Regions from separate parts of the Homo sapiens genome. Here all the other regions are linked to region 5. Evidence: chromatin loops called from intact Hi-C (ENCODE). Cell type or tissue: heart right ventricle. All regions are shown on one strand. Region 1 overlaps LOC105376091 (a long non-coding RNA gene). Region 2 has its middle 110 kb from the start of OSTF1. Region 3 overlaps PCSK5 (proprotein convertase subtilisin/kexin type 5). Region 4 has its middle 180 kb from the start of OSTF1. Region 5 overlaps PCSK5 (proprotein convertase subtilisin/kexin type 5). Region 6 has its middle 250 kb from the start of OSTF1.

Evidence for each region. A loop is a pair of places that touch in the nucleus more often than their neighbours do. Peaks named below come from ENCODE experiments on the same cell type or tissue, not always from the same donor. Only the 100,000 strongest peaks of a DNase experiment are listed, where the experiment ranks them.
Region 1: it touches region 5 in a loop (3-fold over the local background); 44 of 110 quality-filtered maps call a loop at or near these places.
Region 2: it touches region 5 in a loop (4-fold over the local background); 49 of 110 quality-filtered maps call a loop at or near these places.
Region 3: it touches region 5 in a loop (4-fold over the local background); 19 of 110 quality-filtered maps call a loop at or near these places.
Region 4: a loop joins it to region 5, with 3 times the contacts of the local background. A loop is called at or near these places in 58 of 110 quality-filtered maps.
Region 6: it touches region 5 in a loop (3-fold over the local background); 4 of 110 quality-filtered maps call a loop at or near these places.

The regions. Positions count from the first base shown.
Region 1 is chr9:75,864,135-75,869,134 of GRCh38, forward strand. The region is part of intron 2 of LOC105376091 (a long non-coding RNA gene); the gene reads left to right. Among named protein-coding and RNA genes, the nearest start is that of PCSK5, 24 kb to the right of the region's middle. In heart right ventricle, CTCF peaks have their summits at 2,331 (motif pointing left) and 2,534; no DNase peak of the experiment used is centred here.
Region 2 is chr9:75,198,752-75,203,751 of GRCh38, forward strand. No RefSeq gene overlaps it. Among named protein-coding and RNA genes, the nearest start is that of OSTF1, 110 kb to the left of the region's middle. In heart right ventricle, CTCF peaks have their summits at 2,317 (motif pointing right) and 2,519; no DNase peak of the experiment used is centred here.
Region 3 is chr9:76,217,869-76,222,868 of GRCh38, forward strand. The region is part of intron 20 of PCSK5 (proprotein convertase subtilisin/kexin type 5); the gene reads left to right. Among named protein-coding and RNA genes, the nearest start is that of RFK, 170 kb to the right of the region's middle. In heart right ventricle, a CTCF peak has its summit at 2,079; a DNase peak (open chromatin) is centred at 2,053; H3K27me3 peaks cover 1,601 bases.
Region 4 is chr9:75,263,190-75,268,189 of GRCh38, forward strand. No RefSeq gene overlaps it. Among named protein-coding and RNA genes, the nearest start is that of OSTF1, 180 kb to the left of the region's middle. In heart right ventricle, a CTCF peak has its summit at 2,463 (motif pointing right); a DNase peak (open chromatin) is centred at 2,499.
Region 5 is chr9:76,294,744-76,299,743 of GRCh38, forward strand. PCSK5 (proprotein convertase subtilisin/kexin type 5) reads left to right here. Exons shown (of 38, transcript NM_001372043.1): 26 at 532-668; 27 at 1,922-2,122. Among named protein-coding and RNA genes, the nearest start is that of RFK, 97 kb to the right of the region's middle. In heart right ventricle, no CTCF peak of the experiment used is centred here; DNase peaks (open chromatin) are centred at 3,118 and 3,398; H3K27ac peaks cover 1,830 bases; H3K27me3 peaks cover 562 bases.
Region 6 is chr9:75,331,113-75,336,112 of GRCh38, forward strand. No RefSeq gene overlaps it. Among named protein-coding and RNA genes, the nearest start is that of OSTF1, 250 kb to the left of the region's middle. In heart right ventricle, a CTCF peak has its summit at 2,723 (motif pointing right); no DNase peak of the experiment used is centred here.

The DNA of each region.
Region 1 (5,000 bases), 430 kb before region 5:
GGCATTTTACCAGCTGGGAAGGTTCCAATGTTCAATAAAAACAGATAACCTCTGGCACTTTTTAAAATCTGTGATTTCCCAAGCTGAGCATAACTTCCATCACTGGTGTGTTCTTTATCTTCCTCTTTAAGATGAAAGCTGCCTCTGTGATGTGCACCTACACAGAACAGCTGTTCCAGTTGGCTTTACATAAACAAGCAATTCCCCCAAATCAAGACTTGTTCCCACCAGTGCAGTTAATTAATCTGTCCGTTAATCAACAAACGTTTATCGAAGAGCAGGCACTGTTCCAAGCATTGAAAACACAGCAGTCAACGAAACAGATGAGACCCCTGCCTTCATGGAGCTCACATAATTCAAGGAGTCTGATTGTACTGATTGATGATAAACATACAAATAAAGTTATAAGAAATGTCTGAGGTTACAGAAAAAGGATTTCCTGCCTAAAGGAAATAACAGTTAGGTCTTTGCTTTATTGAGTGACTGGCCCAGGGCCAGAGAAAGCACTAGTTGTAAGGATTATTATTGGAAAAAATTTGTTGTAATTAGGTAAACCAAGTGTTATTAACTCTGAGCTACAGGGATAGGGAAATAGAGAACCTTCTTTGATATGGCATTGGCAGCTATGGGATTTTGCCTGTGGGCTGCAATGGGATTTAACATAGAACTGTACTGTTTGGCACAAAAGGAATTTTCCCCCTTTTTCTGTGTGTCCCAAAGGAGCAATATGAGTTATTTAATATACCTAATAAAGTTAAAACTTGACCAGTTGAAAGGAGATTAGAGCGCATTTGTTTTTCTGTGTCAGCCTGATTAAAGTAACTCATTAGTGGTCAATCCCACTATAGAACCAGATACACAACATGTGTGAAAAGTTATCAAGTCAGAAGACAGAGCTATGGGCTTATTGTCAATAACTCTACCTGCTGGTACCATCTGCACATTTTCTGACTTATCTGTGTACCGCTTGTACTATTACTTACCTAACATTTTTCTTTAAGTCAATTCACTTTTTTACTTAAAAAGCAAATGTGATGGCATTATGGATAGAGAAACCAATATCATTGTTATAAATAGCACATAGTCATAAAAATCAATGCAACAAATCAAGCAATACTATTATATTCTAGCTAGATAGTGTTGCCTGGTGACTGCTCTGATTTTTTTATGGTAAAACCTTTTTTTTTTTGTCAAAAATGAGAAATTGGTAACCGATAGAGGGGTTTTAGAAACATCACAGGATAAGAAGAAGGCATATTCCTTGAGGCCATTAGGAGGGATTAGATTCTCCCTCTGTGAGTCAATGTTGCTTCTATGTCTATGCATAAGCTAAAATAATATCCTATTGTATGAACAGAAAATGCTCCTCTTTGGGAAATATTGAACCAGGTGGCTTTGAGAGTGCCTTCCGGCTCTTAAATGGCACAGTTCTCTGAGACACACTCTCTAGTTAGGAGCAGGGAGGAGAGATGTCATTCACAGCTCTCTTTCAGGTTGCCCACCAAAAGTCAACCAGTGCTTCCTCTTCTCCCAGCCTTCACTCATAGTTCACATCCCATTTTCTTTACTCTACCTGCGGCAGACAGGCCAACCACCCTCAGCCTGGAAAACTCCCTTTCACAACATGGAAAGATAGAGGAAAGAAGAAAGAACCATGGTGAGATCAGTTACAGTAAGGGGGTCTGGGTGATCTGGGACAAATGAAGCGATCACAGCTCCTTAGCTCAGTGCTGAGCTCACATGACACCTAACATGAAGGTACAGTATCTGAAAAACATCTTTTGTAGAGGCAACATGTTGACTCTGGATGGAATGTTTCACTTCTCATACAGATGTTTGGAATCCTACAAACAGTGCCTCCCATTTCCTTATGTACCAGTTTATTCTCTTCCAGAATCATTTGTTGTCAGTTAGACACACCTTGAGTCTAATGTTAATTCTTAGACACAAAACTCTCTACCAAAGGGTCAGGAAACCCCCAGGATTTGACAATGTGCAAAAAAATAAGAGAAACACTGAACAGGCTTGAATTCCTAGGAATCTTTGGAGGAAAGTCAAGACCTTCTTTGTTATATTTGTAGATAATCAATGTTTTCGTTTGCTCTATTGATCTTTCTCAATCGTCTTTTTTTTTTTTTGCTTGTTCAAGCAAAGAATTAGTCACAATTTAATGTAAGTGAAAAAAGTTAATAAGCCTTTTAATCTTTTAAAATTATTTATGAAAGGCCATTTAGTTCTGGGTGCTCAAATGCTAATGTTTGCCTAAATCTTTTCATTAAGACTATGCATAGAATTTCTATTATCTCAGAAAAATGACTCCCTCTTGTGGCAAGAGCAGATTTTGCAGCCAATTCTAGGGCTTTTGAGTTCTTAGGTGCTAAAGAGCTGGGTAAATTCTTAGAAACCCTCATTTTACAGATGAAATAAGTGAAACCCAGAGTATAGGTAATGTATTGGTGTTTATATCTTGTTGGTGATTGAGACAGACCCAGTATCCAAGTCTCCAATTTCCCAGGGAAGGGCTTTTCCCTTATATTTTCAAAAGTTTAAGAAATGCCCTTACTGGTGTGATTTCCAGTCAAAGTCTCTCCTTTCTGCTTCCTCTGAACAGAGCCGGTGGAGAGGCCATTCTCTGTCCAGGCAACATTTTCCTCCATGTGAAAGCTGCTTCTTGGTGGGCTTTCTCAACGAGATAATTAGCCATTTCCCAGAGCTGGGCTCTAAGCTGCATCCCCACATCGGAGAGCAGTTCTACCCATACAACAAGGACTCTCTTCATTTCTCTGGGAACAGCCACCATCTATCATCCTTGGGTACTGCTTTCTGTCTAATTCTCGCTCACTTGGCTTGTTGTGACAATGAGTAGGGCTTTAAACACAGCACTGGGAGATACAGGCGGACACAGCCACAACCCAGCTTCCTATAAGGGTAACCATTGCAACTACTGGAAATACGATAAAACTATCTGCAGCCTTACTTCCTGAAATGTGTTCTGTGGATCAGTAGCATCAATATCACTTGGGACCCTCCTAGAAGTATGAAATAATCTTGTTTAGTAGCACATTCTGATTTAGTAGCCATGGGTTAGAGCCAGGAGCCAAAATTGTGCACTTCTCATAAGCTCTCAGGTCAATGCTGGGTTTTTTTGTTTTTCGTTTTTTGTTTGAGACAGAGTCTCGCTCTGCCACCTAGGCTGGAGAGTAGTGGTGTGATCTTGGCTCACTGCAACCTCTGTATCCCAGGTTCAAGCGATTCTCCTGCCTCAGCCTCCCAAGTAGCTGAGACTACAGGCACGCGCCAACACGCCCAGCTAATTTTTGTATTTTCAGTAAAGACGGAGTTTCACCGTGTTGGCCAGGATGGTCTCCATCTCTTTACCTCGTGATCCACCCACCTCGGCTTCCCAAAGTGCTGGGATTACAGGCATGAGCCACTGCGCCCGGCCTCAGGTCAATGCTATTGATTCACAAATCACAAATTGACTAGCAAAGGTCTACAGCAAAGTAAGTTGCCTACCCAAATTGTAAAGCACAAGTCACAGTTCTGTTTGTTTCATGACTGGGTACAAATTGATAGTCATTCATCAAAGCAAAAATGACAAACTTAGATTTCATAAACTGGTAAAGAGAGCCACCAACAACCCAGCCAAGTAAACTGTGCTCTGCTCCATGTAGATTTTAGTCACTACAGAGTAGGGAGAAAGACACTAATTCTTGGATTCCCAAATATACCCCTCACCCTGCCTGTGCACCTGATCTCTAAGTCTAACATACAACCTCTAACCCACAAGTCAGAAGTTTCTGCTTGAATAACATCAAAGTCTATTGACATGAGACACACTCAGACACAACTGTCTCCCGTGGATAACTCTTTAGGTTTCTATGAACCAAAAGATCTACTCCCAACAAGCCTTCCAGTAAAAGCTGCCATCTTGCCTGTATTGACCAGGAGGCAAAGAAAATCCAGGAAATGAGCCAATTTAGGAAAAGAACAAGGCAACATCAGAGACCCTTGAGGGATACCCATTAGAGGAAGAGGAAGTTGAACAGCCCAAAGAAGACCCAGATATCACTAAATGATTCTGGAGACATCTGAGAGAAAGAACAGTCATAATTTTTTACAATTATTTTTACTGATTTGGAAAATGTAGATAAATGTTTCTCATACTTAATGTTTTTGATGCACTAATTAATTATGGGTGATAGCCTCAAGTTTTCCATCTTTTATGATTAGTAAAAATGATGAGATTTTTGGAAACGCAGCTCTATTGGAAAAGCAGCTCTAATGTAGTTCTGAGTTGATGGTGTAAATAATCAATTTTAGCAAAACAAATACTGGGGTTTCTTATTCCCACTTGAGAAATGCAGGTGGATAAGCACTAAAGCTAAGCAGGATCCCAGGAAAGCCCTTGTGATTATCTTAGGTTAGATTTCCTGGGAAGTAGCCTCTGAGAGGAGATTTCTAGGCAGCTGGTTTACTGGGAAATGCTATGGAGAAACATGCTTGGTAAGCAAATTGGGAAAGAATGAGAAGCAGAGGCCCTTCCAGAGGACTGGGCAGAGAAAAAGTTGACCTGTGATACAGTTGCAGAAGAAAATTAGCTGAACCCATGGGGAGCTCTGAAGCAGGGATGGCCCGTGAGATGTGTCCCAAATTGCATAGGCCAGGCATGGTGGCTCACATCTGTAATCCCAGCACTTTGGGAGGCCAAGTTGGGCAGATCACCTGAGGTCAGGAGTTCGAGACCAGCTTGGCCAACATGGTGAAACCTTGTCTTTACTAAAAAAAAAAAAAAAAAAAAAATACAAAATTAACCGGGTGTGGCGGCACATGCCTGTAATCCCAGCTGCTCAGGAGGCTGAGGCAGGAGAATCGCTTGAACCTGGGAGGCAGAGGTTGCAGGGAGTTGAGATCACATCACTGCACTCCAGCCTGGGGGACAAGAGCAAAATTACATCTCAAAAAAAAAAAAAAAAGTGTCCCAAATTGAGGCAAGGAGG
Region 2 (5,000 bases), 1.1 Mb before region 5:
TGGATTTTGGTGGGGGAGGAGGGTTTGAGCTTCACAGCATTTCCCTGCTCAGAAATGTTCTTTCTTTCTAGTAGGAAATACTTATGTAAGGGTCCCTTGGCCTGGCATGGGGGTGCCTTGGTGCTATGTTCCAGTCTGCATTCCTGCCCCATGTCCCTTTACTTTCTATGTGTGCCTTGTGTTGCAGACAAACTGCAACATTCCCGTACACACACACACACACACACGCTCCTGCCTCTTTCCTTGTGTTTGTGTAACCACTCAGTGTGTTCTTCTTGCCCACTGCTAAGATAGAGCCAATTTATCAAGACAGGGGGATTGCAATAAAGAAAGGGTTTAATACGTGCAGAACCCGCTAAACGGCAGATTGGTGTTTGATTATTACTAAAATCAGCCTCCCTGAAAATTTGGAGGCTAGGATTTTTCAACCATAGTTTGGTGGGCAGGGGCTAGGGTATGGGTGCTGCTGATTGGTTGGGAATGCAATCATAGGGGTGTGGAAAACCGTCCTCCAGCACTGAGTCTGCTTCTGGGTGGGGGCCACAGAGGAGTCGCTGGTCCCCGTATGACCATCCCATCATCAGAAATGCAAACGTCTGAAAAGACATCTCAAAAGGCCAATCTCAGATTCTACAATAGTGATGCTATTTACAGGAGTACTTGGGGAAGTTGCAAATCTTATGTCTTCCAGAATAATGGCTGGTAGTCATTTAACTATGAATTGAGGCCCCTCTCATCCTCCTAACCTGGTGACCTTTAGTTAGTTTTATAGAGGTGGTAGTTTTGGGGACGGGCTATTATCAATTAAGCTATAAACTAAATTTCTCCCTAAATTATCTTGGCCCACACTCAGGCATGACGATGGGTAGTTAGGACATTAAAGGCAAGATAGAGTTGGTTAGACCAGATCTCTCTCACTGTCGTCATTCCCGCTGTTACGATTTTTGTAAAGGTGGTTTTCCTTGGACTGTTGCCTCTTTCTCAGTTGTTCTCCCTCCTCCTATCCTCAATTCTACCTGTTAATATTTATTCTCTCCTTCAGAGCTTGGCTGACATGCTGCCACCTCCTATGAAGGGATTCTTGATCCCTCCAACCAGATTATAATCTTTCTCTCACATTTATTCCTTCTCTTATGACATTGACCCTACTAGACCTTATATTTTTACATTAGTATTTGCATAGTTAATTTTTAAAATATTCCATATTTTCCTAAACTGATGATCCCAGAGAGATATTTGCTCTGCTTTTCCTTTTCATTCCCTGAAGATCTTAGTCTAGAGCCTTTCACATAACAGGCATATAATCCTTTTTGGGTAGGATTTGGAATTCCTACTTTTTTCTTTTTTTAGTTATTGTCTCTTATAGTCTTGTTTGATGGAATTATTTTTGTGTGATATGTAAAAGTGTTATGAAGGGAAAGCTCTAGAACCAATGTTTCTACATTTCTTTCTACAGAAAGAAATGCTTCTGGTTTCTGCATTTCTCTAAGCCTTAGATTCTTCCTCTGCTGAAATGTGGGTATTAATGGTCCATGCCATGCAAGACTGTTGTGTGGATTAAATGAGACCATATGTTACTCAGCACAAAGTCCGCCATGCAGTAAGTGATCAGGAAATAGCAGTTGTTTTTGCTGTTATTATTACTTTGCTCTAATAGAAGGAAGATTTTCCTTCTTTCACTGGTATTTGGTAATTCTTTCATTCAACTTATATTTATTCTCTAACTACTGGTACTGAAAATCCTATGCTTAGAAAAAATTCCAGACAAGTCTCCTGTTTTCATGGAGGTCAGTCTAGAGTGGAGTCAGATATTTATTCAGCAATTATGCAAGGAGAGATACATGGTTCTGCAGGACCCTAGTTTAGGGAGCCTAGACCTAGTGAGAGAGGTCAAGGAAGATGTTCCTGAAGTGTTCAAATGTGGCTGTCAACTTCCTGGAGAAAGTAGTTTAGGGCTAGTTTGACCAGTGCTGGGATTAGGGTAAGGCAAGTGAGGCACTTGCTATAGGGACAAAATTTAAGGGAGCCTCAAAAGATTCAGTGATCAAGATAAACAATATTTTAATGCGATATTAAAAATAAAATTTAACGCAAAAAAGTTCCCAATGAACAAAACATCACAATTTTGGATAAAGACAGGATCAGTAACAATGTTGTATTGAATCATATTGGAGCCTTAGGCAAAAGGAGAAAATCAAATACTGATCCTTAGTTTTAGCCCTGGATTTGACTAGGTAAGAATAACTTTAAAAGTCCTTTTATATCCAGAGAATCTGGAAAACTAAGTACACTTACATGGAAACTTCTAATTTTATCCAGCAGAGGGCAGTGATGCCTAAATAAACAGTTGGAGGCTTTTGCTGTCATTTTCATCAATCATCATCATCAAATTTGGGGAGGGATTAACTTAAAGGTTAAAGGTTTTTGCAATGGAAATAGGGTATGCTGTGGAAACTTTATGTAACTCTGGTGTTAGAGGACCAGGAAACTCTTATAAACTGCCATACAACAAGCTTTCTTTTTAGTAGATGTATTTTTACAGACATGATTTGAAATGTAGCCAATTCCAGGACTTACAAACCATGAAGCCATGTAGCGAAGAGCATTCTGTAATTTTTGAGGGGGTCAATTTTTGGAGGCAGCAATTAGTGGCTGATTTCCTTTTCATTCTGGCCTTCTTTCAACATTAAAATCAGAGACTTAGGAAGCTGGACATCATGTAGAAAGAGAGATCCTCTCATTTGCAAGCTAATACAGGGGAGGTTGGCTTATTTATTTGTTAATTCACTTGTTCATTCATTATCTCATTTATTCAAGGATTTCACAAACATATATTGTCTACCATATAACAAATACTGTGGTGGCACAAAGGGACACAGAGACTCAGATGAATCACAGTGCTCACCTTTCATGAACAACTACTTGAGAACAGGAAAGAGTGGCAGAAGTAGATCCTTGTGATACTTAGGCTAAGTTGGTGTGCTGAGATATATGCCAAGCACTCTAGGAACTTGGTTCAAGAGGAGCTCACAGGTCTTCATCTGTTTACCGTTGAGGGTATTTTTGGAATCTAAGATAATTTTGGAGTTTTAGTAATTTGTTTTTATTTGACTCTGATTTTGGCACAAAAAAAATACCTCTAATGAAACTTCATGCATTTCTCAGGTCCTAGTTCAATGGGGACATCCATCACATGCTTCTTGATGACTGCCTGAGAAAGAGGATGGAAAGGCCAATCCCTAGAGAAATAATCTAGGCACGTAGTTTGTAAACTGTGGCTTGGGAAACTCTAGGGCCGTGCTTCTCCAGTGTGGTCTGTATCACCTACATCAAATACTTTTGAGTACTTGTTAAAAATCCAAATTTCCTTCCTGGAGACCTACAGAATCAGAGTCTGGAGGGACTGGGGGCAGGGAGGGTAGGGACCTGCACTTCCACAAGTGTTCCAGGTAGTTCTTATGCATACTAAAGAGCTCCAGGGGCTCTACTCCTTGCCTTTGCCAGCTCACATAGACCCCTTCAACCAGATCACCTCTTCTTCTAAAGGGTAAGTTCCATGAGGTCTGGGCTTTTTGTCCATTGTGTTCACAGCTGTATCCCCAGTACTTTGAACAATGGTGCACAATAGATATTTGTTGACTGAATAAATTAAGACAGTATATAAATTGAATTTCCACCTAAGAGTTCATTTTGACCAAGTTTTCTAATACTAAAAAAAAAAAGTGCCTAGACCATAGTTTTGGATCATCTTCTTTCCTTAAAGAAGGGAAGCAAAGATAGCTGAAAGCCCTTAGGTTTTTGAGCCCCTCTTAGATAATTACATTGAGTATGGAACCTAGTTAGCCACATTTTCTTTTTCTCTTTTTTTTAAAATTTATTTATTTATTATTATTATACTTTAAGTTTTAGGGCACATGTGCACATTGTGCAGGTTAGTTACATATGTATATATGTGCCATGCTGGTGCGCTGCACCCACTAACTGGTCATCTAGCATTAGGTATATCTCCCAGTGCTATACCTCCCCCCTTCCCCCACCCCACAACAGTCCCCAGAGTGTGATGTTCCCCTTCCTGTGTCCATGTGTTCTCATTGTTCAATTCCCACCTATGAGTGAGAATATGCGGTGTTTGGTTTTTTGTTCTTGCGATAGTTGACTGAGAATGATGATTTCCAATTTCATCCATGTCCCTACAAAGGACATGAACTCATCATGTTTTATGGCTGCATAGTATTCCATGGTGTATATGTGCCACATTTTCTTAATCTAGTCTATCATTGTTGGACATTTGGGTTGGTTCCAAGTCTTTGCTATTGTGAATAATGCCGCAATAAACATACGTGTGCATGTGTCTTTATAGCAGCATGATTTATAGTCCTTTGGGTATATACCCAGTAATGGGATGGCTGGGTCTAATGGTATTTCTAGTTCTAGATCCCTGAGGAATCGCCACACTGACTTCCACAAGGGTTGAACTAGTTTACAGTCTCACCAACAGTGTAAAAGTGTTCCTATTTCTCCACATCCTCTCCAGCACCTGTTGTTTCCTGACTTTTTAATGATTGCCATTCTAACTGGTGTGAGATGGTATCTCATTGTGGTTTTGATTTGCATTTCTCTGATGGCCAGCGATGGTGAGCATTTTCTCATGTGTTTTTTGGCTGCATAAATGTCTTCTTTTGAGAAGTGTCTGTTCATGTCCTTCACCCACTTTTTGATGGGGTTGTTTGTTTTTTTCTTGTAAATTTGTTTGAGTTCATTGTAGATTCTGGATATTATAATGCCTTTTGTCAGATGAGTAGGTTGCGAAAATTTTCTCCCATTTTGTAGGTTGCCTGTTCACTCTGATGGTAGTTTCTTTTGCTGTGCAGAAGCTCTTTAGTTTAATTAGATCCCATTTGTCAATTTTGGCTTTTGTTGCCATTGCTTTTGGTGTTTTAGATATGAAGTCCTTGCCCATGCCTATGTCCTGAATGGTAATGCCTGGGTTTTCTTCCAGG
Region 3 (5,000 bases), 77 kb before region 5:
TGGAAGCCTCCTGCCCCTCCACACCACATTCCCCACCCCCATCCATACAAACGCCGCTGCCCTCACTTTCATTCTCATCTGTTTATGTGCTCCACCTCAATGAGGTGGGAAGGACTGTACAATGTGTCCTGATACCTGCCAAGTAGGGGAGCCCCCACCCACTCAGTGAAGAAGCAGGTACAGCCCAAGTGCAGTGAGCAGTCCATAGGGGGACCAAGGATCCCAAGTTCTGAACCTGACTTGATGAAACTCTGCTGGGGAAAAGCCCCATCTGATGGAGATTCACCTATTTCTGACCGACTTTGACCTCAGCAGCCTAAGAAGGGCACAGCCATGGCTCTGGAATTTTCCACAGCACAGTGCAGGAAAAGCTGGCTTTGTTTGGTATAGGGAGGCTGTCTCCAGGCGATGCTAATAATAAAAAAAAGAACGTGTGTAGGTTGCATCTGAAGCCCAATTGCTTTGCAAGGTCATTGTGCTTGGTCTGGAGGGTCATTAATTTTAGCTGCCTCATTGCCACCCACATATGCAACCAATACATTCCTCAGGGGCAGGAGAAAAAGCACAATTTGGGATCCAGTCTGACCAGGGTTTAGATGATGTTCACACAGGATTAACATTCTGGTGCTTAAATTCCTTGATCAAATGGAGCTGAGACCCCTAACTACCCTACATTATTATCTAATATTTAATGAGATAACACAATTAAAGAAACAGAATCATAACTAACCTCTGTCATCCATTCTTCTGGTGCTGTAGGTCTGTTTTCTCATTTGATCCCCACCACATCCTATGAGAGAGAGAGAGAGTATTATCCACATTTACAGAAGAGGAATGTCCGGGAAATATGTGATTTGATTAATTTCACACAGCTGGAGAAGGAAGGGACCCAAAAATGTAACCCAGGACGGGATGACTCCAAAATGTGTGTCCTTACCCAATGTAGTGCTTCTTACGATGCTGACCCGCAGTAGGCACGGAGCAAACCTTGATTCCTGTCTTTATTTCCACACTTCGTCTTTTTGAAAGCACAATTTGGTCACTCCCAATAAATCATTGGGCAGCCCAACGAATCAAATGCTTCTTCAGTCACCAAGGGACAGAGGCATCCTGGGTGCCGCATTCCATACAGACCTGTCACTGGGCAAACCTGCGGATCTCTTAGACAGTGTTAATGAGAACCGGTGAAAGACTAAACTGTCCGTTACAAAGCTGCGACCAGCTATCATGCAGCTAGAGCCCCAGGCCTTGGTATGCAGCTCCTCCTCTCTCCAGGGGCTTCTCTTTTCTCTTAATTAGAGATTTGGCTAAAATGTTTGAGCACTTGAAGTCAGGGCGTAAAGAAATAGGAAAGGAGTGTGGGAGATGAATGATGAGCCAGCACTTTCTATGTGTTGATGCAGAGAAAGAGAAAGAGGGTAATTTGAGGATGTTCCTTCCCATGGGGCAATGGAGCAGAGAAAGCCACACTGCAGCGGTATTTTCAAGGGGTTTAAAAGCAAGTTATGAAAGCCATGAGGGAGGTTCATTGGGTTGCTAAAAAAACGAAAGAGGATGATAACAAGTCTCATCCATGTGTCGGTGTTTCAGGAATTAAAAGCTGTAACAAGGAACATTTGGGTGGTATTAAGCTCTGTGGGGAGGACTTGGGGCTTTAACTCTCAGTGCACTAGCACCTCTATGTAGTTCAGAACCTCAGGAAGGCTCTGTGGGCCACGCTCCTGAAAATTTCACCTGCCATCTTCATCACTCCAAAGAGAAAGGAAATGGCACATCCCTTAAGGCCTGGCAGTGTCGTGCTCACTCATGGGAAGCGCTCTCAGCAGCGGCTTCCCCTCTCCTGCTGCGGGCTTGCATCTCATGTGGAGAGAGGCCCCCTTTCTCCCGGCCCTCAGCCCTTTCAAGTCATTCACTTTCTCAGTAAGCGTCTCCCAAGGGTGACTTGCATCAGGTTGTCGGCGCTGCTTTCTGAAAGATAAATAAGTTATTCTGTCAAATTATGCTCACTTATTTCTGTCAACATGTATTAAAACTTAGATATCGCCTCACCGTGAATGCATCAGACACTGTACTGTTCTCACCACTAGGGTGGGCCCTCTGCAGCCACAAATAGAGGAGACAGTTGGGGATAAAATCATAACTGATGAATAGAGAGACTGAGTGCACTAGCAAACCTGTAGAAATTCTAGGCTCACAGGAATAGCAAAAGACAGCCCACTAAATAAAGAGACTGTCAAGAAGCATTTCACACCTAACATGAGCAATAAATGGATTCCCATCCACCAACAACGTTTTTCATGATTTTCCTCATCCACAGGTTCAATGAGAAGCTTTGTAAATTTATTTTGTTTAACTGCAGACAATAATCACTCTCAGGGCTGGGCATGGTGGCTCATGCCTGTAATACCAGCACTTTGGGAGGCTGAGGCGGGCGGATCACCTGAGGTCAGGAGTTCAAGACCAGCCTGGCCAACATGGTGAAACCCTGTCTCTACTAAAAATACAAAAATCAGCTGGGCGTGGTGGTGGGCGCCTGTAGTCCCAGCTACTCGGAAGGCTGAGGAAGGAGAATGGCTTGAACATGGGAGGCAGAGGTTGCAGTGAGCTGAAAATGCGCCACAGCACTCCAGCCTGGGCGACCGAGCAAGACTCTGTCTCAAAAAAAAAAAAAAAAAAAAATCACACTCAGGTCTTTTACCTCCATCCCACCCCCAAACCCCACCCTTTGGGTCTGGTCTTACAACCAGCTGTTTAGAAACTTAAAAAAAAAAAATTGACACATAAAAATTGTGTGCATTTATGGTGTACAGCAAAATGTTTTGAAATATGTATACATTATGGAATGGCTAAATTAAGTTAATATATGCATTACCTCACATACTTATTTTTTGTGCATGATGAGAACACTTAAAATCTACTCTTAGTGATTTTCAAGTACATGATACATTGTTATCAACTCTAGTCACCATGTTGTACCATAAATCTCTCGAACTTATCCCTCCTGTCTAACTGAAATGTTGTATCCTTTGACCAAAATCCCCCCAGTCTTCCCCACCACCACAGAGAACTGTTACCATAATTGTGGTTGTAAGCTGTTTCTGAGGAGCCAGTTTATTTGTTTTGAACAGAATTAAACAACATAGAAAATCCCTGTCCAGACCCTCAACCAAGTTAATTCATTCAAAAAAATATTTCTGAGTTCCTCTTAGGAACTTACAGCCTAACGGGCAAAACAAACTGCTTGTAAAATCTGTTTACTTGATACATGGAATTGCCTTTTAAAGAATGATGGCCATTTTAACAGAGAAAATAAATTTGGAGGGTATAATCAATCATTGAGTAAATCTGCTTTGTGAAACATGCCTGCTCAAAGTTTGTTTGTTTCACAGTAAATTCCTTTTTGATGCCCTTACCTCATCAAGTAGTTGAGATGAGGCATGTACTCAGTTCTTTCTTTTTATAAATAGCAAAGCTACTTGGAACACTAAAGGGGGAAATGAATCCATACCAGCAAATATCGTAGAAAGAGCATGGGCTCAGTCTCAGACACACCTGGGTCGCAGCCCAGCTCTGCCACTTACCTAGTTGAATGAACTTATGCAAGATTTTTTAATCTCCCTGAGCCTCAGTTTCTTGTTTATAAAAGAGGTTTTTGTCTGGATTAAATATTACATAGAACAGCACTTGTAATACAGTAGGCATCCATGAATAGGAGCTTGTATGATTGCTACATCACTACTACATTCAGGTGCGTCAGCCAAGACTTCACTTTGGATGTACTTTTTTAACTGCCTGACTGTGGTCAAGGGCCAAACGACGGTGGAAACTAGAAAGATCAACTCTTAATTCTGCCCTTTGAACAACGTGTAGGCTGAAGGAAACTAAATATTTGTGTGTGTGTGTTGGATCCACAATTTACGATCCATCCTTTTTGCAGGAGTGCCAACCCATGAGGTTGCCAGAGTAGCATTTCAGAGCATCTGCACAAACCCCACAGATCAATGTCAGTGCCTGCCTGAGAATGAAAAAGCAATGGGACCAGGAAGGATAAGTCTTGTCAATCAAAAACAGAATATGCAGGAAGGACAAGGGCAAGTTGTCCTTGAGAGAATGGGATAGAGAAGAGATTTCCTCCAGACACCTCCAGGGTAGGGATGTAGAACCCTCTTTCTAGCTGCCTAATGTTCATTCTGTCTTTAGTGCATCCTTGAGGAAAGGAAGAAGACAGAGTTTTCCATCTGCCAGATGTCTCCCTTATCCCAAGTTTTATTCATATATCAATTTATTTCCATTATCACAGGAGGTCTCCCAAGCCTCACTTCAACAGACTGGCTTCCCAAGATGGTGGATTGGTTGATACCCTTTGGACCCATCCCCAAAGACAGGCAATACTGATTTTGTTTTTTGGCTAAAATGAAGTATTGGCCTGCTAAGACACAAACTCTTTGTGTAGATATTTTTTTAAAAAAATATTGTAAAATATTCATAATATATATTTACCATTTTAACTATTTTTAGTGTGTAGTTCTGTGGCATTAAATACATTCACACTGCTCTGCAACCATTACCACCATCCATCTCCAGACCTTCATCATCTTCTTCCACTGAAACTCTGTACCCATTAAATAACCCTTTCCCCCTACCCTTAGGCCCTGGAAACTACAATTCTACTTTGTCTCTATCACTTTTACTACTCCAGTTACCTCATATAAGTAAAATAATACAATATTCGTGCTTTTGTGACTGGCTTATTTCATTTAGCATAGTGTCTTCAAGGTTCATCCATGTTGTAGAGTTTGTCGGAATTTCCTTTCTTTTTAAGGCTGAATGATTGTGTTGACTTAAAGATGTTGCAGTCTCAGTTGATGGCCTCATAGTTTGAGCCTTGCTATAAAACTTTATGCTTAACAAAGCTTTGAAAAACAACTGATTTCATTAGTACATAAGTAGCTGAAAGTGTTGCTGAGTATTTATTATAGCTGGCGAAAAAAACATATAGA
Region 4 (5,000 bases), 1.0 Mb before region 5:
CCACCACTATGACTGCACTGGGTCAGACCTGAAGCCAGCACAGCACTGTGTCTCAGAAAGGCCTGCTGTAACCAGTCCCTGACCCAAGGCCTGCTGTAACCAGTCCCTGGCTACTGCCTATGTTCGCTGAAGGGCCTAGGGTTCTATAATTAGCAGGTGGCAAATCCATCCAGGCCTATGTCCTTCCCTTTAGGGAGAGGTCCCCCAAGCCCTAGGTGGGCCCAGAAGTTCTGTTTGGGAGTGGGGTACTAGAGTCAAAAGCCTTCATCTACCTGATATTCTATTGCAGTGTGGCTAAGCTGTCACTTATGCCACAAGATGGAAGCAGAGGAGCCTCACCCTGTAGCTACTACCAACCGAGGCCATGGTGAGTACTGCCAGACTAACACTCATCTTCCCTTAAGGCCCACAGTCTCTAAAGTCAGCTTGTCATGAAGGCTACCTGGCCTGGGACTCACCCTTCAGGGCAGTGGGTTCCTCTCTGGCCCAGGTTAGGTCCAGAAATGCCATCCAAGAGTCACATCCTGGAATCAGGGATCCCAAGAACCCTCTTGGTGCTCTAGTCCCCTGTGGTGATGGTGGTACCTATGGTGCAATACAAAGTCCCTTTTACTTTTCCTTCTGCTTTTCTCAAGCAGAAGTTTTGTCCCATAGCCACAGCAGCTGGCTATGTACTGAGTCTCACCTGAAGCCAACAAGTCTCAGAGGCTCACCCAAGGCCTTCTACGTAGTACCTGTGTATTACTACTGGTTATTTAAGGTCCAAGGGCTCTTTGGTTAGCAGGTGATGAATGCTGGCAGGACTGGGTCCTTTCCTTCAAGGCAGTGGGTTCCCTTCTGGCCCAGGGTGTGTCTAGAAATGTCATCTGTGAGCTAGGCCCTCGAATGGGGGCCTCATGACTCTGACTGGTATCCTATTTTGCTGTGGCTGAGCTGGTATCATAGATGTAAGACAACATCCTTCCTACTCTTCCCACTCCTCTCCTTAAGTGGAAGGAAGGGGTCTCTTTTGGAGTTGTGAGTTGTAGCCTGGGGTTAGAGGAGGTATGATGCGAGCACTCCCTTGGCTGCCACAGCTGGTGTCCACTATCTCTGGGCTTAGTTCAGCCCTAGGACTCGCCTAAGAGTTGTAGTCCTTATGGCCTAGATTGCCTTTCAAGTTTACTTGGAGACAGAGTGCTATAGCCCTTGGAGGCAAGGTTTGGAGGCACTCAAGCTCAGACTTCTGGGATTGGTGATTCCCCTCTGGCTAAGCCTGGCTTAAATGTTCCCTCTGTGGGTGGGTGTCAGCTGAGTTTGGTCTGGTTTTCCTTTCTGCTCTGACAGGACAGCAGTGAGTTCAGTGCATCACAATTGCTGTATTCTCCCTCCCCCAGCACCCAGAGAATCCCTCCATACCATGCCACCAAGGCAGGGAGTGAGGAAGGGGTCACAACGGTGATTCAGGACTGTTTTTAGTCTCTTCAGTGCTTCTTTCAGTGATATAAAGTTAAAAGGAGGTACTATGAGTGCTTACTTGATTTTTGGTTCTTATGAATAGGTGTTTTTTCTGTATAGATAATTGTTAACTTGGTGTCCTTGTGAAGGGCATGATTGGTAGATCTTTCTATTCCGCCATTTTGCTCTGCCCTCTCTCAACAACTTTCTTACCAGGTGGCATTTTGTATTGAAGATAGCCTTAAACCAAATTCTACCAAACCTTCCCATTTTTAATGAGTAAAGATACATTAAAACAGTTATACTACCTACCTATTCTTGTAAGCCCAGAAAGTGCCTTATTCTCCGACTTTTGGCATTTCTCTAAGCATCTTGAATGAGAGGCTTCCTGTGAGCCAATGCAACACCATTCTGGTGAGTAGATGTGAACTTCTTATTTGGGTAAATTGATAGTCTTCTGCAGTGTGAAAGGGACATAGGACCAAATACAGCCCTGGATTGTCCCAAGATATTAAGACACTGGGATTGCTGATTTTATTCTCCTGTTTTAAGAAAGGTTAGTGCGGCCCCAAGTATCTTTCTAACCCATGATATATCCTGAATTTTACTTATTTCCATTTATTTCACCAGAGAAAAATGATTTCTAATATTCTTTATGCTAAGAAACCCTCTGGTGTTTTTGGTAAGCATCTTTGAAGTTCTTACTAAAATACTTTGGAGGCTGGAATTCCTGATAAGTGAATTTCAGCTGCTAACCAGATGCCTTTTGATTTTATACAGTCTGCACTGAGCAATTTTGAGATAAATGACCACATAGCAAGTATTAGTACATGAACATTTCCTGTCTATCTAGTAGTCATTGGCATCAAAGTTTAGAAGTACCTAATCAATCTGTATAAAGTCTTTAATTAAAGGTGGGATAGTAGTAGATTGTCCAACTGAGGATGTGTTTTTAGATACATTTAAAATCTGAAAGAATAATATTGGGGAAATCGTAATTGCATTACGCATCTCTAGCATTCTCACTTCTACCACAAGGGGGCAGCATTAGCCCCAATTGAAGCCCAGTGTTGACAGCTATAATCTTAGAGTCTCTCCTAGTCATTGGTGTTGCTAAAAAGGATTAAAAAAAGCCATCACATTAAACTGAGCACCTAAATGGGTAGGTGCAGAGTTGGGCTTGAAGCTATTTGGCAGCAGGGGTAGCAAAGAGCTGGTCTGTTCTCTGAGTGGAAAGACCTGGGAATTGGGAGTGGGTGGGGTCTGAGGAGTGATTTGAGGCAGGTGGGGAACAGCCATCAGCCACATAAGACAGCGAAGTCACCTGAGGTGACAAAATAAGTGAGGAATCTCTGGCCTCAGGATAACAAAGGACTTGAAAAACAGGGATGTCTAATAGGGATTTTCTGTTTGTGTGATGCAGAATAGAATGCTTTCTTGCTGAGGGTCTTATGTGTTTCGATGCTTTGGAATTGTTGAAGTTAAAATTCAGCAGAGTCATGAAATTGGGGCCAGAGGTGACTTTGGGAATGTGAATCTCCTAGGAATTTATACAAATATTAGTAAAGGCAGTGGCCCTTCTATAGTATGGGGCCTGGTGATTTGAGAAAATCTTGTTTACATTTTAAGTTGCACAGTGACCCCACTCTCAGGCTAAAATCAGTGATTTATTTCAATAAATGTTTCTGGAGGAACTAATATTTGCTTAGCTAGGTGCTGTAGGGAGACAACACATTTCTAATTTAAATGTTTGTGCCAATGACTGTTATATTTGAAGCAACTGCACTGTCCAATTCAGAATATCCCAAGAGGGATGGACCTAGTGCCATAGTTGTCAGCTTTGTCTACGTGTTAGAATCACTTGGAGTTATTTAAAGCTTTTAAAGACACACAAACACACACATATTCCTAACCCAACATTATTTGTGTTCTCCATCTTTTTTTTTCCAATTCCAGATGGGAATCAAAGAAACCTGTTTCTTTTATAAAAATTATTATTATTTTTTAGATGGAGCTTTGCTCTTGTTGCTCAGGCTCAGTGCAATGGTGTGGTCTCTGCTCACAGCAACCTCTGCCTCCCGGGTTCAAATGATTCTCCTGCCTCAGCCTCGCAAGTAGCTGGGATTACAGGTGCCTGCCACCACGCCCAGCTACTTTTTGTATTTTTAGTAGAGACAGGGTTTCACCACGTTGGCCAGGCTGGTCTCAAACTCCTGACCTCAGGTGATTCACCTGCCACAACCTCCCAAAGTGCTAGGATTACAGGTGTGAACCACTGCGCCCAGCCTAAATTTCTTCTTAATACTCCTGTTCTTCAGTGATGCACAATTTCTAAAATGTCCCATTCTCTTTTTTAGCTTCCACAGTGGTGTAACAAGGCAATGGGAATTCACTCCACAAATCCCAGTACCACAAGAAGTTATCTGTAAGGTCTCCAGGGATGAGATAATCTACATATTTCCTCATGTCTGTTATAATGGCATTCTAGCCCAACATAATCATGTCCATCTCTTGGAATGCATTGTGTAGACTTTAACTTATATGGTTCTGCTCTACTAATGAAGTCAGTCTCTTTAAAAAATGTTCAGAGAAACTAATAAAGGATTATAAGCAACAAAAGGATACGGCCTAAGCCAAGTCAAGCCATTCTTGCTATCAATTCTGGAACAAATATATTAATGATATTCCTGTGTCTCTAATTTTATATAACAAACAGACAATCATTCTTCCATCATTTCTATTTCCTTTTTTTTTTTTTTTTTTTTTTGAGATGAAGTCTTGTTCTGTTGCCCAGGCTGGAGTGCAGTGGCATGATCTCGGCTCACTGCCACCTCCACTTCCTGAGTTCAAGTGATTCTTCTGCCTCAGCCTCCCGAGTAGCTGGGACTAGTGCCGCCATGCCTGGCTAATTTTTTATTTTTATTTTTTTGTATTTTTAGTAGAGATAGGGTTTCACCATGTTAGCCAGGATGGTCTCGATCTCCTGACCTCGTGATCCACCTGCCTTGGCCTCCCAAAGTGCTGGGATTACAGGTGTGAGCCACCGCACGTGGCCTCTTCCATCATTTCTTTGACCATGCCTAGGGACCATCAGTAACCCTAATGAAAAATGATCTTTGTTCTTTTCTGCTTTTGCTTAGTGCTGGTTTTTGGCTCTTCTAATCAAATGAGTCATTCCTGGAATGTTCAGTTTGTTTTATGGTTGTGGCACTCCAGGAAAGCAGGGCAGTTCACCTGCCCCATTCCACAGCTGACTGTAGCTGAGAAAGCTCCCAACATCTGTGTCTATAATAAAAAGCCTGCAAAAGGAAAATAAATCATGTTTCCACCTCCATTTTTTCCTGCACATTAAAGGCTGATCACTGAAAGTCATGATCTTGGCTCTGAATTGGGTTGCAGCATTTGATCTGATGGCACACAAAGCGAGATCAATATCTGCCACCATAAAAAGTCAATGAAACATAAATTAGGAAGAGAAAATTTTCTAACTCTGGCCCCAAGCAGTGACTAGTTGGGTGCAAGCCATACATTTGGGCAATGAAAAAAGAAAGCAGCTTTACTTA
Region 5 (5,000 bases):
TCTCCCAGCTGCCCTGATAAAGAGTCCTTGGAGGTCCAGAAGGAGGTGGTTAGTGACTTGGGTTGAGGGGTGCATAACAGACCAAGCCTGAAATTCAATTATCCACTCCTGTTGAAAATGCTGCACAGGCTGGGCGTGGTGGCTCATGCCTGTAATTCCAACACTTTGGGAGGCAGAGGTGGGCAGATCCCCTGAGGCCAGGAGTTTGAGACCAGCCTGGGCAACATGGCAAAACCCCCTCTCTGGAAAAAAATACAAAAATTAGCCAGGCATGGTGGTGTGCACCTGTAATCCCAGCTACTCGGGAGGCTGAGGCAAGAGAATCACTTGAGCCCGGGAGACAGAAGTTGCAGTGAGCCGAGATCGACCACTGCACTCCAGCCTGGGCGACAAGAGCAAAACTCCATCTCAAACAAAACAAAACAAAACGAAACAAAAAACTCTGCATAGACATACATAAGGAGATTAAATTATGGTGAAGAGAAATACATCAACATAAGTCATGAAAGAAATGATGTCTTCTTCCTCTAGGTTTGATCACCATTGTTATAAAACCTGTCCTGAGAAGACCTACAGTGAGGAAGTGGAATGCAAGGCGTGTGATAGTAACTGTGGCAGCTGTGACCAGAATGGGTGTTACTGGTGTGAAGAGGGCTTCTTTCTCTTAGGTAAGTTAGAAAATGGCACCATCCAAGCTAAGAACCAGGCACTGGAGCTCCACACAGTCGGGGCCACAGGAGCGCACATGTGATTGGTTTCAGAGTCTGTGCGTGTGGGCACCTCTGGCCCAAGGAGAAATTTTAATTTGGTTTAGAAATAAACATTAGCCAAACCACCTCCTTCTGCTTTTATTACTGAAGCATGGTTCCTGTTCCACTAATTAATCTCAAATATCTCCAAGCTGATGGAAACAAGGCTGAATTGGATGGAGATAGAGAGTGGGGACCTGAAGATGAATGTTTTGGCATTGAAGTCACCTGGCATATTGAGAGCTCTGACCCTTGTCTTGAGACTTAATCCATCTTATATATCCCCATGCACTGTAAGAATCTAACAAGATCCCTTGCCTTAGGCTTTGGTCAACTCACTGACTGATGGAAATGGATAGTTAGGAAAGAAATACAGTGTGACTCTTCCAGCTGAAGAGGATAATAGCCCAATGCACTTGAGTGTTTGGGGGAGAAAGAATGAGAAGGACAGCCCACAATGATCTTCAGTGTTTCTCTACACAGAGATTTATTTTATTTGTAATTTTTCAAGGCCTCAAGGATTCTGTATTCGATGCTCTTAACCCTCTAATGGCCAATGTAAATTCCCAGTTGAAAAAGGACTTAGGTAAAGTGTTGGATTTTTTTAGATGGAGTCTCACTCTTGTCACCCAGGTTGGAGTGCAGTGGCGCAATCTCAGCTCACTGCAACCTCTGTTGGCCAGGCTGGCCTCGAACACCTGACCTCAGGTGATCCACCCACCTCAGCCTCCCAAAGTGCTGGGATTACAAGCATGAGCCACCTCGCCCGACCTGGATTTATTAAAACACATTTCTTGGTTGACATAAGCTAAAGCCATCTTGGTTTCTTTGAAAACAAATGCAAAGGCTGGACACAGTGGCCTGGCCAACATGGTGAAACCCCATCTCTACTAAAAATATATAAGCCGTGCGTGGTGACACATACCTGTAGTCCCGGTCACTCAAGAGGCTGAGGCAGGAGAATTGCTTGAACCCGGGAGGTGGAGGATGCAGTGAGCCGAGATCATGCCACTGCACTTTAGCCTGGGCAACAGAGAGAGACTCCATCTCAAAAATAATAATAAAAACAAATGCAAAGAAAAATGTCCCTAAAATTTCCTCCAGCCTCTTTAGAACTTGGCCTTGCAAAGATCACTAAAGCCTTCATGCTTTCTCTCTGTGTTCTCACATAGGTGGCAGTTGTGTGAGGAAATGTGGTCCTGGATTCTATGGTGACCAAGAAATGGGAGAATGTGAGTCCTGCCACCGAGCATGCGAAACCTGCACAGGCCCTGGTCATGACGAGTGCAGCAGCTGCCAGGAAGGACTGCAGCTGCTGCGTGGGATGTGCGTGCATGCCACCAAGACCCAGGAGGAGGGCAAATTCTGGAATGGTATGTGCCCCCCAAAAAAGAGGTCACAGGGGTCTAGCGACCTACTCTGCTTCCCTCCTTCTATAACTCTGGTTTTTTTAGTTATCCAGGAGAGAAAGGCTGTGCAGAAAAACAAGAGTTTGGAGTGAGAATCAAGTTGGGATCGTTCCTGAGTCTCTCTGATGCTTGCAGTAGGAGTGGGTAGGAAGCTGAGGTTGGCATTCAGCCAGCAGAGAGAGCCCAAAGGGCAATTTATAATTAGTCTACCTGCTTGAGTTTCTACCTGGGTGAAGCAGGCCCGGAAGCAAGTGAAGAGAGTCACGGAGGGAAATGGCCCTGGTATCATTTTCTCAGAAATTTCGGAGTCACTTCTATCACAGGCATGTCCTACGTCCTTATTACATGTCCTTTTTACAGTAAAGGAAAATTTTACCTGTAGGGTAGGCTTTTCCAATTAGACAAGCAAGAACTGCTCGAATGTATTAGATTTTATGCTAAAAACAGACGGTCTCTATGGCTGCGTTATTAGAGCTCACCGTCAGTCAAGCTTGCCTTTAAAAGTTGCTCTTCCCAGTTGCAGACAGGGAAAGCGTGAAGCTTCTGAGGAGGGAGGAGAGGGGACAGGTGTGGGAGCTTGGAATCCAACAGCAAAGCCCTGCAGGTGCTCATTCCTCCCCGAGTCTTTAGAACGCGCCTCCTCACACTTGAGCGTCAGTTATAGGCTTCCTTGCAAGGTAATTACAAACTTTCAGCGACCCCTCTGTGACCGAGGTGGTTAAAAAACAAAATCCTCTTCCTGTTGGAAAAATCTGACTCATGTTCTATGCGGAGACAGTCACAAAAACAGGAGCTGCTCTTCATTTGATTTCGAGGCAAGAATTTGTTAAAAGGGTCACTTCGGTGCAAAGGCAACGGCAGCCGAAGAGAGTGCTGTACAGGAGGAGTGTGCTAAGGGCTCGAGGGAGTGACAGCTCTGTGGTTTTTGCTGGGCTGGAGAGGAGGCACGTCCATGGCTGCTGTCTACTACGGCAGTTTTACACATGTGACTTCAAGGAAGAGCAGCTCAGAGACCGTGGAAAGCCCAGCAGCCAAAGGCCACGGAGAACACGGGCCCTATTTCAGAGACAGAGCCGAGAAGATTATTCAATCCAGATTGGGCTATCTTCTGTGAGTTATAGCTGAAGCAAAATGCTGAAAATGAGTTTGTTTGGCATTCAGGCATTTAAGAGGCAGTGCAAGCCAAAAGGAAAATGGTCTGGTGCTGTGTTTCTAGCTGAACATCTGTATTTTATCTGGCGTCCAGATGATGACACGGTCCAGGGAGCCAAGAGTTAGAGCAGGCTTGATTCCCCAAATGATTCCACGTCCCTTCAACTGGACTACGCATTTTGCAAGCAGAAACCAGGCTTCAGTGGTTCCCTTTTGTCGAAGCACCACACCCACCCCTCCACATTTTCTACTATCACAATGTAATGTTTTTGAGGAGAGGGAGGAATTAGTGCATTTGGGGATTTTTCACTAATAGGGGATTGGGGACAGAGATGAGAGTGTTTCTCATGGCTGGACAAAAGCAATCAAGTCAACGACAGAGCTGTACTTTCCCATTCCCATGACCTATGAAATAAGACATGCAGACCATTAACACAGAGAAATAGCCATTTATTCACTAAGCAAGGTAAAGCTGTAGCTCAGCTTCCCCCAGCATAGTGTAAGCACTGAAATGGATAGTAAATGGGAAATGCATTCCATAAAGTCCTGGGAGTATTTGAGCCAATGCCTACAACCTTCTCCTGACTTCTTTTGCTTAAAAAAAACAGGATCGAGAGTGTAATAGGAGAGGAGAGGCTTCCAGAGAACAAGCACTAATTAGCCACACCTTTCAGATGATGGAAAGCAGATTGCAGTCATCCTGGGTCAATTCAGAGGAAACCCAGGCAAATTACAGAGTGTTTTTGAGAGGATATAGCTGCCTAGGTGGTACCAGAACGTTTTTCTGTTTCATTTTGGGTTTTGTTTTATTTTGTTTTTCAAACACAGATTCAGATTCAGGTAGGAAAGGTAAGATGACACACACTTCAATCCATTCCTTCACCCATGCTGCTCCCCAGTGGAAACAATAAGATCCTGTTTGCGTCTGAAGACTACAACCAACCCCATGAGCATCTATCAGCACAGGCTGGGAAAACACCCTTGAAATAAAAGTCCAGCTAGAGTTCCCTGAACTCCTCTTTTAATAAGGTGGCTAATCAGAATGAGAATGACAACAGTGAGAGAGCCACCATTCTTTGCCAACTGCCAACAAAGTGGGAATACCTCCTACCTAGTCTAAGGATGCAGATTCCTCCACCTATCAGACAATGCCTGACAAATCCTCCAGCTAAGACTAAGTAATCAAAGATTGTGCTCGACTCTCTGTTTTTTCAGCCACCAAAAAGTCACTGCACAAATGTATAGATCATCCCCAGACCCTCTCTCCTGGTCACTAGTATATTGTGACAATTATTTAGTGTCCCTAAATGGCAGGAATAAAACCAATATTCAAGGCCGGACGTGGTAGCTCATGCCTATAATCCCAGCACTTTGGGAGGCCGAGGCGGGTGGATCTCTTGAGGTCAGGAGTTCGAGACCAACCTGGCCAACATGGTGAAACCTCATCTCTACTAAAAATACAAAAAAAATTAGCCGGGCGTGGTGGTCAGTACCTGTAATCCCAGCTACTCAGGAGGCTGAGGTGCAAGAATCACTTGAACCCAGGAGGCAGAGGTTGCAGTGAGCTGAGATTGTGCCACAGCACTCCAGCCTGGGCAACAGAGAGACTCCATCTAAAACAACAACAACAACAAACGAACAAACAAAAATATATAATATTCGACAGGCTGCAAATGGCTTCAGCAGTGAC
Region 6 (5,000 bases), 960 kb before region 5:
TCAATTCTAGGCAAAAAGAACAAGCCAAGGCATAACATTATTCAACTTCAAACTATACTACAAGGCTATAGTAACCAAAACAGCCTGGTACTGGTACAAAATAAACATAGATCAATAAAACAGAACAGAGAACTGAGAAATAAAACTGCACACCTACAACAATCTAATCTTTGACAAAGTTGACAAAAACAAGAAATGAGGATAGGATCCCTATTCAATAAAGGATGCTGGGAGAACTTGCTAGTTACATGCAGAATATTGAAGCTAGTCCCTTACCTTTCACCATACACACAAAAAAACCTTACATTTAAGTCTTTAATCCATAGTAAGACTCAAACTATGAAAATCCTAGAAGACAACCAAGGAAACACCTTTTTGGACATTGGCCTAGACAAAAAATTTGTGACTGAAACCTCAAAGGCAAATGCATTAAAAACAATAAATAATCAAAAGTGTAAATGGGAAACCTACAGAATTGGAGAAAATATTTGCAAGCCTATGTATCAGACAAATATCCAGAACCTATAAAGAACTTAAACAAGAAAAAAGCAAGTAACAACATTAAAAAGTGGGCAAATGACATGAACAAAGACTTCTCAAAAGAAAACATAGAAGTGGTCAGGAAACATGAAAAAATGCTCGACATTGCTAATTATCAGAGAAATGCAAATTAAAACTCCAATGAGATAGCCATTCTGACTGCTATGAGATGACATCATTAACAAGTAAAAAAAAAAAATGATGTTGGTGAGGATGCAGACAAAAGGGAATGCTTATACACTGTTGGTACAAATGTAAATTAGTACAAACTCTATGTAAAACAGTTTGAAGAGTTTTGCTTAGAACTAAAAATAGAACTGACATTTTCTCTCAGCAATCCCACTACTGGGTATCTACCCAAAGGAAAAGAAATTGTTCTATTATAAAGATACTTGCACTTGTATGTTTATTGTAGCACACTATTCACAATGAGTAAGTAATGGAATCAACCAAAATTTCATTCAAGGATGATTTGATAAAGAAAATATGGTATTCTATGGTATATACATAGAATACTTTGCAACCACAAAAAAACGGTAAAGTCATGCCCTTTGCAGCAACATGGGTTCATCTGGAGGCCATTATTTTAAGTGAATTAACACTACATCAGAAAATCAAATACGACATGTTCTGATTTATAAGTGGGAGCTAACAATGGGTACACATGAAAGTAAAGATGGAAACAATAGGCAAAGGGGGAGAAAGGAGGGAAAGGGGGAGAAAAGCTACCTGTTCACTACTTGGTTGATGGATTCAATAGATGCCCAAACTCCAGCATTATGCAATATAGCCATGTAACAAACCTACACGTGTACTACCCAAATCTAAAATTAAAAACTATTTATAGTCTTATTCCACTAATTATTCAGTCTTAGAACTATTGGCTGAATAGCTATTATATTTTATTTCCTCAGCTTGACCTTATGAAGATGATGAGATATGGAATCTTCTCAAAAGTCCTATGTATTGGTTTGATAGAAAGACATATAAATAAATAAACAATATATGTAATGTGCTAAATACCAGAGTTGAAAGATGTTCTGAGTACTATATGAACATGAAAGATAGCAGTAAGTTCTTCCTGGAGAGAGACAAAGGGACAGCATCAAAGACACACACACACACACACACACACACACACACACACACAGACTGAATGGCTGATAAGAGTTTGTGAGGTAGAAATGTTGGGAGAGGGCATTCTAGGTAAGGGGAACAGCATAAAAAATAAGTCATGAACTTTATATTCCATACTCTATACGGGTCTCTGTCTACAAGCCATGACTACATGTATGTGTTTAAGTTGCTGTGTAAGCTTGTGAAACTTGTGGAAGAAATCAACTTAATACTCCATTAGATAAGCACTGTCAGAGGCTAGTCAAGATCTTTTGTGGTTCCAAACAAATTTAAAGCAATTCTGAACAGAAAGCTGGAGATATCATACTACCAGACCTCAAAATATACTACAAAGCTGTAGTAATCAGAACAGTATGATACTGGCATTAAAAACAGACACATAGATCAATAAGACAGAGCAGGAAAGCTGGAAATTTATCCACATATCTACAGCCAGCTGATTTTTGATGATGCTACCAACAACACTCACTGGGGAGAGGATAGTTTCTTCAAGAAATGGGAAACTGGATATCCATATGCAGAGAATAAAACTAAACCACAACCTCTTACCCTATACAAAAATCAACTCAAAATGGTTCAAAAACCTAAATGTCAGACTAAAAATAACATTAGCAAAAGAAAACATAGGGGAAATGCTTCAGAACATTTGTCTGGGAAAAGATTTTATGAATAAGACCTCAAAAGCACAGGCAACAAAAGCACAAATAAACAAATGGGTTTATATCAAACTAAAATAAGTTATTACAGCAAAAGAAACAACCCTTAATGTGAGGAGGCAACTTACAGAATGGAAGAAAATAGCTGCAAACTACTTATTCAACAGGGGACTAATATCCACAATTGACAAGGAACTCAGCAGCAAAAAAAAAAAAAAAAAAAAAAATCTGATTAAAAAAATGGACAAATGATCTGAGTAGACATTTCTCAAAAGAAGACATACAATTGACCAGCAAATACATGAAAAAATGCTTAAAAATTTCTCTAATGATTAGTGATGACTAATGATTAGAGAAATGCCGATCAAAACCACAAGGTGGAAGTATCCCCTCACCCCAGTTAGGATGGCTATTATCAAAAAGACAAAAAATAATACATACTTGTGAAAATGTGAAGAAAGAACTCATATGCTGTTGGTGGGAGTGTGAACTGATACAGCCACTGTGGAGAGCAGTATAAAGATCTGTTAACTACAAATAGAACCATCATATGATCCAAAAATCGTGGGCATTTATCCAAAGGAAAAGAAGTCAGTATATTGATTGAGACATCTGCATTCCCATGTTTATTGCAGCACTATTCACAATAGCCAAGGTATTTACTCAACCTAGGTGTACACACACACACACACACACACACACACACACACACACACATCATGGAATATTATTCAGCCATAAAAAAGAATGAAATTCTATCATTTGTGGCAACATGGATGAAACAGGAGGACATTGTATTAAGTAAAATATGTCAGGAACAGAAAGTTAAACACCATATATTCTCACTCATGTGGAAGCTAAAAAAAAGTTGATCTCATAGAAGTAAACAATAGAGCAGAGGATACCAGAGGCTGGGAAGGGTAGGCAGAAGAGTGAAGTAGGGAGAGATTTGTTAAAGGATACAAAACAACAGCTAGATAGGAGGAGTTAAGTTCTAGTGTTCTTTACCACTGTAGGATGACTATAGTTAACTATATATTATATAGTTTAAAATAGCTAGAAGGAGGATATTGACTATTTCTAATGCAAAGAAATGATAAGTATTTGAGATGATGGCTATATTAATTACCCAGATCTGATCACAATGAATTATATTTATAAAATCATCACTATGTATTCCATGAATATGTACAATAATTATTTGTCAATGAAAAACAATAACATTTAAAAAATGAAGGGTTTTTTTTTACAGCTATAAGAGAGAGCCAGGAAAAGTGCTTTCTCTTTAATAAGAACATACACCACATGTGCAGTGGAGGATTGATTACCACAACGCTCTTAAATTCATTTGCAGAGGGATGGTTTAATTACCACAATAGTTGGCAAATTCATTTACAGTAAAAAAAAATTCAGTTTCCTCTAATAAACATATTATATAGATTACAGTTTCTTATAACAAATTCTTTTATAGATTATGCAAACAAGTAAATTTTCCCATATCTAAATTCTGTATAATTAATGAATAAACGCAATTTTCCCTACAAAGAAGCTTTGTAATCATCATAGACTTCAAGTTTAAAGATGATGTTCCGTGGAAAGGAAATAAAAAATAAATGAACAAACAGAGAAAAACATTTATGGTTAACAGTTGAATATCTTGGAGTACTTTGATATACATTAAAAAGGGATTATAATTCATCATATCAAGAATTAGAGCACATAGAGACATAGATCATTCTAGTTTTCTACAAGTGCTTTCTATTTTTTTTGTATTTCTGCGATCAGAATATAAACTTATAATCCTCTTTCTTATCTTATTGTAAAGAGCAATAGCCAGCTCAGTAATGAATTACTAGTCTCTTTTCAAGGATTTTCATCAAATATAATTGTAACTTCTATTTTTATAGCTTTGGTCAGTAAAAAAAGAACAAAGTCTTAAGTTCCTGTTTTCAGCAATCTATATTCTCAGTTCCTTCTAGATAAGGCTTCGTGATTGATTGGGTATGTGGGTGCTACGATCTGGTGAGGAATATGGCAGAGTTAAGATTATATTTAGTCTTCTCGCCTGGGATGCTCCATGGATGGGGCTTGGGATAGGGATATATAATATTGATTGATGGAGAAGAAAAGAAAACATTGAATTCAGCTTTGGATATGTCAGATTGGAGGTACTTGCGGCATAAACAAAAACAAAATAAGTTTTTTTTTCAAATAAAATTTTGTGGGATATCTCAAAATAGGAATAAGAATGAAGCAAGTATCAGAGTTCCCGATTCCTACCTTTTCCAACATAACCTAATCATGTTCTGACTTTTTGGAGTGGTCTTTGAGTTCTTATAGTTCTATATAATATACTCCAAAAACCCGGATTTAGTCTACTACTCACCTTTCGTAAGTGAGGAAATTAAGATGAAAAGTAGCTTGTTAAAGGAGACATCTCAGGTAATTAGTGACTGGGTCATGAGCAGAACTCAGGTCTCCTGGCTCACCTGTCCATTACTCTGTCTAGAGTGTCTTGTCTACAGTTGGACACATAGTAGGTTGAAGGATGTAATACTTCCAAGTGCTTATGTGTTGATTGAATATCATGCCTAATGCCTACCACTTTTCTTTTTTAGCTTGATAGTTTAAAATTGGAATATTAAAAGTTCTGGAGATTTAATTCTG